Linked DNA regions of Homo sapiens: region 1 is linked to region 2. The links are chromatin contacts, found by Hi-C or POLR2A ChIA-PET in ENCODE. All regions are on one chromosome and are shown on one strand. Each heading gives the region's core, a stretch centred on a gene start or an enhancer-like site at or near the end of the contact. The rest is flanking DNA. Distances are from core to core; before and after follow the strand shown.

What was found. Hi-C counts contacts between places; a loop is a spot of excess contacts on that map. ChIA-PET counts read pairs that join two places held with the same protein, here RNA polymerase II (POLR2A). Pooled maps may share reads with other maps.
Region 1: a loop to region 2 is called in a pooled map, with 2.4 times the contacts of the local background. The contact joins the enhancer-like site here to the promoter of EPHX3 in region 2. A Hi-C loop is called at or near these places in 1 of 168 maps with a recorded cell type or tissue (G401), 2 of 37 single-sample maps with no recorded cell type and 6 of 50 pooled maps. POLR2A ChIA-PET finds 5 or more read pairs at or near these places in 9 of 52 experiments (BJ, GM10248, H1 and 4 more).

Annotation. Positions count from the first base shown.
Region 1 is chr19:15,284,721-15,287,696 of GRCh38, reverse strand. All of the region lies in intron 1 of BRD4 (bromodomain containing 4), which reads left to right. Among named protein-coding and RNA genes, the nearest start is that of BRD4, 46 kb to the left of the region's middle. RefSeq lists an enhancer at 1,507-1,556. Within about 2 kb of position 1,281, at least 5 of the 41 ENCODE cell types and tissues checked have a DNase peak (open chromatin) inside an H3K27ac peak, as active enhancers do.
Region 2 is chr19:15,230,778-15,234,087 of GRCh38, reverse strand. EPHX3 (epoxide hydrolase 3) reads left to right here and starts at 1,640. Exons shown (of 7, transcript NM_024794.3): 1 at 1,640-2,119; 2 at 2,227-2,312; 3 at 2,692-2,849; 4 at 2,998-3,126. The coding sequence starts at 1,877. RefSeq lists a silencer at 891-1,050 and an enhancer at 1,389-1,890.

The sequences.
Region 1 (2,976 bases), core at 32-2,531, 54 kb before region 2:
CTTTGTGGTTTCACTCACGCTGGGTACCTATAGGAGTCACTTCCACAGAGACAGAAAGTAGAATGGTGGTTGCCAGAGGCAGGGATTGGGAGTTAGTGTTTAGTGGATATATGGGTTACAGAGTTTGTTTTACAAGGTGAAAGCGTTCTGAAACGCCCAGTTGTGGTGGCTCATCTGTAGTCCCAGCACTTTGGGAGACTGAGGCAGGAATATTGCTTGAGCCCAGGAGTTTGAGACCAGCCTGAGCAACATAGCAAGACCCCATCTTTAAAGAAAATAAATACATAAATTAAAAAGTTCTGGAGCTAGATAGTGATTGCATAGTAGCGTGAATGCACTTAATGTCACCAAACTATACAGTAAAAAATGGTTAAAGTGGTAAGTTTTATGTTACATATATTTTACCATAATAAAAATAAGATTATTAAAGTTTTTACTGTGTCTTAAAAAAAAAAAGAATAAAGGCACTGTCCTCTAAAACCGCATAAACATTTTTTTGCATACAGGAAACTCAACAATGATTGTATCCTGTGTTGAGATTTCCCATATGTTTCCCCCATTCACACAGGTGATGTGTTAATACTAATGCTATGTTAATGTTTTCTTTTAAATAGATATATTTTAGTTGAGCAGGTTGATTTAAAGCACAGGTGGATCTGTGGGTGATAAAAGTGGTAGGTGTGGAAACTGACTGGGGTCTAACCAGCCTGAATGTGTAGTATTCCCCATCCCTGTGGCCCCAGAGCAGAGTTCCTAAAATGCCTGCCCTTGGCCTCCTAGCCAGTGAAACCTCTTAGATTTTCACAGTGAGGTCAGCACTAACCCCACGTGGCTCTTGAGCATCAAAAAATGTGGCTAGTGCTACCGAGGAAATGAATTTTTACTTTAATCAAATTCTAATTAATTTTCAAAGCTGATGCTCAGTTTAGTTAGTGAAAAACATCCAGATATGTTGGGGACACCTCGGGTATGTGAATCTACTTTTTCAGCTGCAAGTTTTATGGAATCTAAATACAGATCACATATTTTGGGTGAAAATTTAGCACCTGAATTGTGCTGTGACTGTGGGGCATGCACACTTAGATTTCACAGATTTAGTAAGGAAAAAAATGTTACACGTTTATATGTCGAAATGGTATTTTGGGTAAGCATACCTGCTTTCTCTGTTAATGTGGCTCCTAGAAATTTTAAAATGGCATGAGTAGCCACATTGTATTTCTGTTGGACATGCGCAGATGTGCAAGTATGGAGTTTCACTTCCTCCGTGCAGCAGCCACCTTCCTCTCCCATGCCCTCCACCTGATGTCCCTATTACTTCCCTGTCTCTGCTGCTGAAGTCTCTTTCTCGTCTTCTGTGCTAATAAGGCCTCCAGCCTGTGAGTACCACGGTGCCTGATTATGGTCTTGCTGCAGCACTGTGTTGGCTCCTCCATGTTAGGCCGGTGCAGGGGAGGGGCTATGCTCCTTTTCTCATCTGCTCGGGGTGGAGGGGACTGGACTGATTTGTGTTACTGGATACCTGAGGAAAGACCTTTGTCCCCCTTTGTCTGGCTTTTGGCCTTAGGTCCATAGGACAGAGGCGTGGGAAGAATTGGTGGGAGGGTATTGGGACTTAGGAGAGGGTAATGGGGCACCTCCTTGAGGTGGCTCCCTCCCTGGACGAGGCAAGCCTAGCATGGCATCTGGGAGAACCTGGGAATAACTTAGGGAGCTAGGGAAGGCCAGTGGGTCTCATGCTGCCAGCATGTTGCTCTCTGGCTCTCCTCACACACGCCTCCTAAAGCAGTTACTAAACTCAGAGTGGGCACCATCCTAACTAAGCCAGGTGTCTCTCCTGCTGTGCTTCGTGCCCCCACCCACCCCTGGCCATTTAAGTCCTCCTTAAAGTATTTTTTCCCTTTAGTTCCTGATTGATAACTATGTTGATGGTATTTCAGGGAGTTGGGAAAAACAAATGTAAAAAGTAGTAATAAAAATTAGCCAAAGTTTTATGTTATCTTGCCATCTCTTTTCTACTCAGGGATGTGCACTTTTTAAAATTTTTTCATTCTGTATGCTAGACCCTAGTCTAAGGCTTTATTTATGTGTGATGCACCTTATTTCTACATCCTTAGATTTTTTTTTCTTTTTTTGAGATGGGGTCTCACTCTGTCACCCAAGTTGGAGTGCAGTGGTGTGATTTCGGCTCACAGCAACCTCTGTCTCCCAGGCTCAAGCGATCCTCCCTCCTTGGCCTCCCAAGTAGCTGGAGCTGGGCAGAGTAGCTGGGACCACAGGCGTGCACCACCAAGCCTGGCTAATCTTTTGTATTTTTGGTAGAGACACGGTTTTGCCATGTTGCCCAGGCTGGGCCTGAACTCCTGAACTTAATCAGATTTTTAGTAGAAAGGTGGTGAGGCGTTCCTAGGGACTGCCACAGGTTCCATACGAGTGTGATAGTCGCTGCCCTGGGTTTTGGTTTCTATTGGTCTGAAAATTCCTTACCAGTTAAGTGGCTGTTACTCCTCAGTGGACTCAGAGGACAAGCTGGCCACATCTGCAGGGGAGTGAACTTAGGTTGTGTGATGGACTCTTGAGTCTGCAAGATGCCAACTTGGCTGCATCCAAGGCTCCCTTGTGGCACAGCACCCAGGGCTGCTCTGTGAGTGGCTGCTGCCTGCAGGGGCTGGAGAGAGGAGGAAGGGTGTGCACAGTGAGGAGATGAGGCATGCTCTGTGTCTTTTCTCTCCAGCACCTCCATGTACTCGCCTGTCAGTGTAAGAGTTGGGCTGCTTGACTTCTGTGGGTTATTTACTTTGTGGAAGTTAGGTGGAATTAGGGGCAAACAAGAACATGGTTCTCACAAAGTGATTATGCCTGCCAAGTTTTTTGCTTCCTTAGCTGTAGTCGTCTGAAGTGGTGTGGGTTTCATTTTATTCTGCTCCTTTATATTCTGAAAGTTACTGAGATGAGAGGGTGACAGCTATTTACTTCCAA
Region 2 (3,310 bases), core at 391-2,890:
GAAGCTGGCTGCTTTTTTTTTTTTTTTTGAGACGGAGTCTCGCTCTGTCGCCCTGGCTGGAGTGCAGTGGCGCAATCTCAGCTCACTGCAACCTCCGCCTCCTGGGTTCACGCCGTTCTCCTGCCTCAGCCTCCCTAGTAGCTGGGACTACAGGCGCCCGCCACCACGCCTGGCTAATTTTTTGTATTTTTAGTAGAGACAGGGTTTCACCATGTTAGGATGGTCTCGATCTCCTGACCTCGTGATCCGCCCGCCTCGGCCTCCCAAAGTGCTGGGATTACAGGCGTGAGCCACCGCGCCTGGCCAGAAGCTGGCTTCTTGCAGGGACAGCAGGGCCGCAAGGCTCTGTGACTCTAGGCCCCATCACACCCGGCCCTGTCCCACTTCCTCTTTCGGCCAGAACCCCAGAACTCCAGTCATTCATAGGCCGGGTCCTCCTCGGGGGAACCAGGCCTGCCCCCTAGGAATCAGGGTATCCACGCCTCCTCGGCCCGCTCTCGGAGCCTGGGCCTCAACACCTGCAGATTGGCTCCCGGGCCAGGACCTGTCGCTTGAACATCAGTGGCCGCCGCCGTCCAATCACAGACGTACAGGGGCGGGCTGGCGGGCCTGTTGGGCCAGCAGGAGGACGGCGCCGGGCCGAGGCCGCTGGACCCGCCGTTGGAACCACAGCTGGGTGAAGTCAGTGCTGCTAGGTCTTTGGAGCCAGACCGAAGGGAGGGTCGCGCGCCCCTGGGTGGGTAGCACCAGGCGGCGGCCGTCGGCCGGGCCTCCCGAAGCCTCCTCCAGCCGCTAATACCGCCCGCGCCTCCCTCCTAGTCCTAGACCTGGCATTGCCTGTCCCTCTTCTTCGTCTTCCAGACCCTCCTGACCCGCCATATTAGGTCCCGGCCCCGCCCTCCGTCTCATTGCCCATTGCCCACCCCACCCCACCGCCCCCTCCCCGGCCTACCGTCAGCTCATTGGCCCAGGCTCCCGCCTTCTTCGCCCAATGTTAGGCCTCACCTCCTCTAGGATCCACCCTCTCCCCGCCCACCCGCATAAGCCAGGCCCACCATTCCAACTCTTTCTCCTTTTTGGCTTGTAGGCCGCACCTACTCTGCATATGCCCCGCCCCTCACTCCAGGTGTCGCCCACTTAACTGAAGATCCAGGATCCCCTCCTTAAGGTTTGTCTGGGCTCGGAATTGCCTTTTTTTTTTTTCTTTTTTGAGACGGAGTTTCCCTGTTGTGACCCAGGCTGGAGTACAGTGGCGCGATCTCAGCTCACTGCAACCTCCACGTCCCGGGTTCAAGCGATTCTCCTGCCTCAGCCTCCCAAGTAGCTGGGACTACAGGCGCCCGCCACCACGCCCAGCTAATTTTTGTATTTTTAGTAGAGACGGGGTTTCACCACGTTGCCCAGGCTGGTCTCGAGCTCTTGATCTCAGGTGATCCGCCCGCCTCGGCCTACCAAAGTGCTGGGATTACAGGCGTGAGCCACCGCACCCGGCCCGGAATTGCCGCCTTTAGACCCTCACCCACCCGCTGCTGAGTCTTCCTGGGCCCCGCCCCGGCCCTAAGCCCCGCACAGGACCTGCTAGGCCCCGCCCATTTATTTCCCCCCTTTCCAACCTCTTCCTCCCCAGCCTCCGCACCCTACCCTTGTTTCCTGTCCCTGTCGCGCCCAGGTGTTTACCTGGCACTCAGGTGAGTGGTGCGCTCTGGCTGTTTTCTGTCGGAGCCGCCCGCCTCTTCCTTCAGCGCGTCCCACAAATCCCGACGGCACGGAGGGGCCCCAGGCCAAGGGCGATGGGCCCCTGAGCCCTGACACCGCTTCGCCGCTGCTGCAGGTGCCCCTGGCCGGCAGCGCCGCCGTGGTCCCGGAGCGCGGCGACATGCCGGAGCTGGTGGTGACCGCGCTGCTGGCGCCGTCGCGCCTGTCGCTGAAGCTGCTGCGCGCCTTCATGTGGAGCCTGGTGTTCTCGGTGGCGCTGGTGGCCGCGGCGGTCTACGGCTGCATAGCGCTCACGCACGTGCTGTGCCGGCCCCGGCGCGGCTGCTGCGGGCGCCGTCGGAGCGCGTCCCCCGCCTGCCTGAGCGACCCCTCGCTGGGTGAGCACGGTTTCCTGAACCTCAAGGTGATCGCACGGGGGCGCTATCGGGGCTGCGGGGTCGCGTGGGGTCGAGACGGTTCAAGCCTCGGGAGAGAGGGTTCCCCAGGCTTCAGGCTGTGCCCTCCCCCTAGAGCTCGGGCCTGCGTCTGCACTATGTCTCGGCTGGACGAGGTAACGGACCCCTCATGCTGTTTCTGCACGGCTTCCCTGAGAACTGGTACGTCTGGGGCCAGGGGCCTGAGGCCCACGGGACTCGGGGGCAGGTGGAGCTTGGGCTCCCAAGAGGCAGGGAGGAGGGCTGTATAGATCGGGACAAGCTGAACATAGATGGGGATAGGGGTACTGAGCCAGCATACCCAGGATCCCTAGGCCCTGAAGGGACAGGACAAAGGGGTATTGAGGTTGATTGAAGTTCCCTGGATTCAGGGTGTAGCTGGCTTCAGCCTCAGCCTCTGCCTCTGCCTGGGATTCCCCATCCTCCTTTTAGGGGAAGTTTAGAGCAGGAAGGAGGGTTTGCCAATGGTTGCTGATGTGCGTAGGGTGCAGGTGCAACCTGAGGGCCCTGACTCAGCCTCCCTCCCTCGCCCGCCTGGCAGGTTCTCCTGGCGTTACCAGCTCCGGGAGTTCCAGAGCCGCTTCCATGTTGTGGCTGTGGACTTGCGAGGCTATGGCCCCTCGGATGCACCTCGGGATGTGGACTGCTACACAATCGACCTGCTGCTGGTGGACATCAAAGATGTCATCCTAGGCCTGGGTGCAGACATACCCCCATCCTAGGCGTGGCCTCCCTCATCCTGCACACACGCATACCCCCGCTTTCTCCTTGCTGGAACCTACTTCCCCCATCCCTGCTTCAGTCCTACTGGGCACCTCACTTATGCGAGCTCCTTGAATTCCCACAGGTTACTCGAAGTGCATCCTTGTGGCCCATGACTGGGGTGCCCTCCTTGCCTGGCATTTCTCCATCTACTACCCATCCCTGGTCGAGCGGATGGTTGTGGTCAGTGGTGCCCCCATGTCGGTGTACCAAGGTGTGTGTGGGAGTCCGGGACACTGGGATGTACTTATGTGCAAGGGGGCAGGGACATGTGTCTGTGTTTTCAATTCTCTGTATACCTGTCAACACATCAGGGGCTGAGGGTGCAGCAATCAACCCAGGTCCCTTCGGTTGTGGAACTCCTCATTCGGAAATTAATGACACGCCAGACCCAGTGG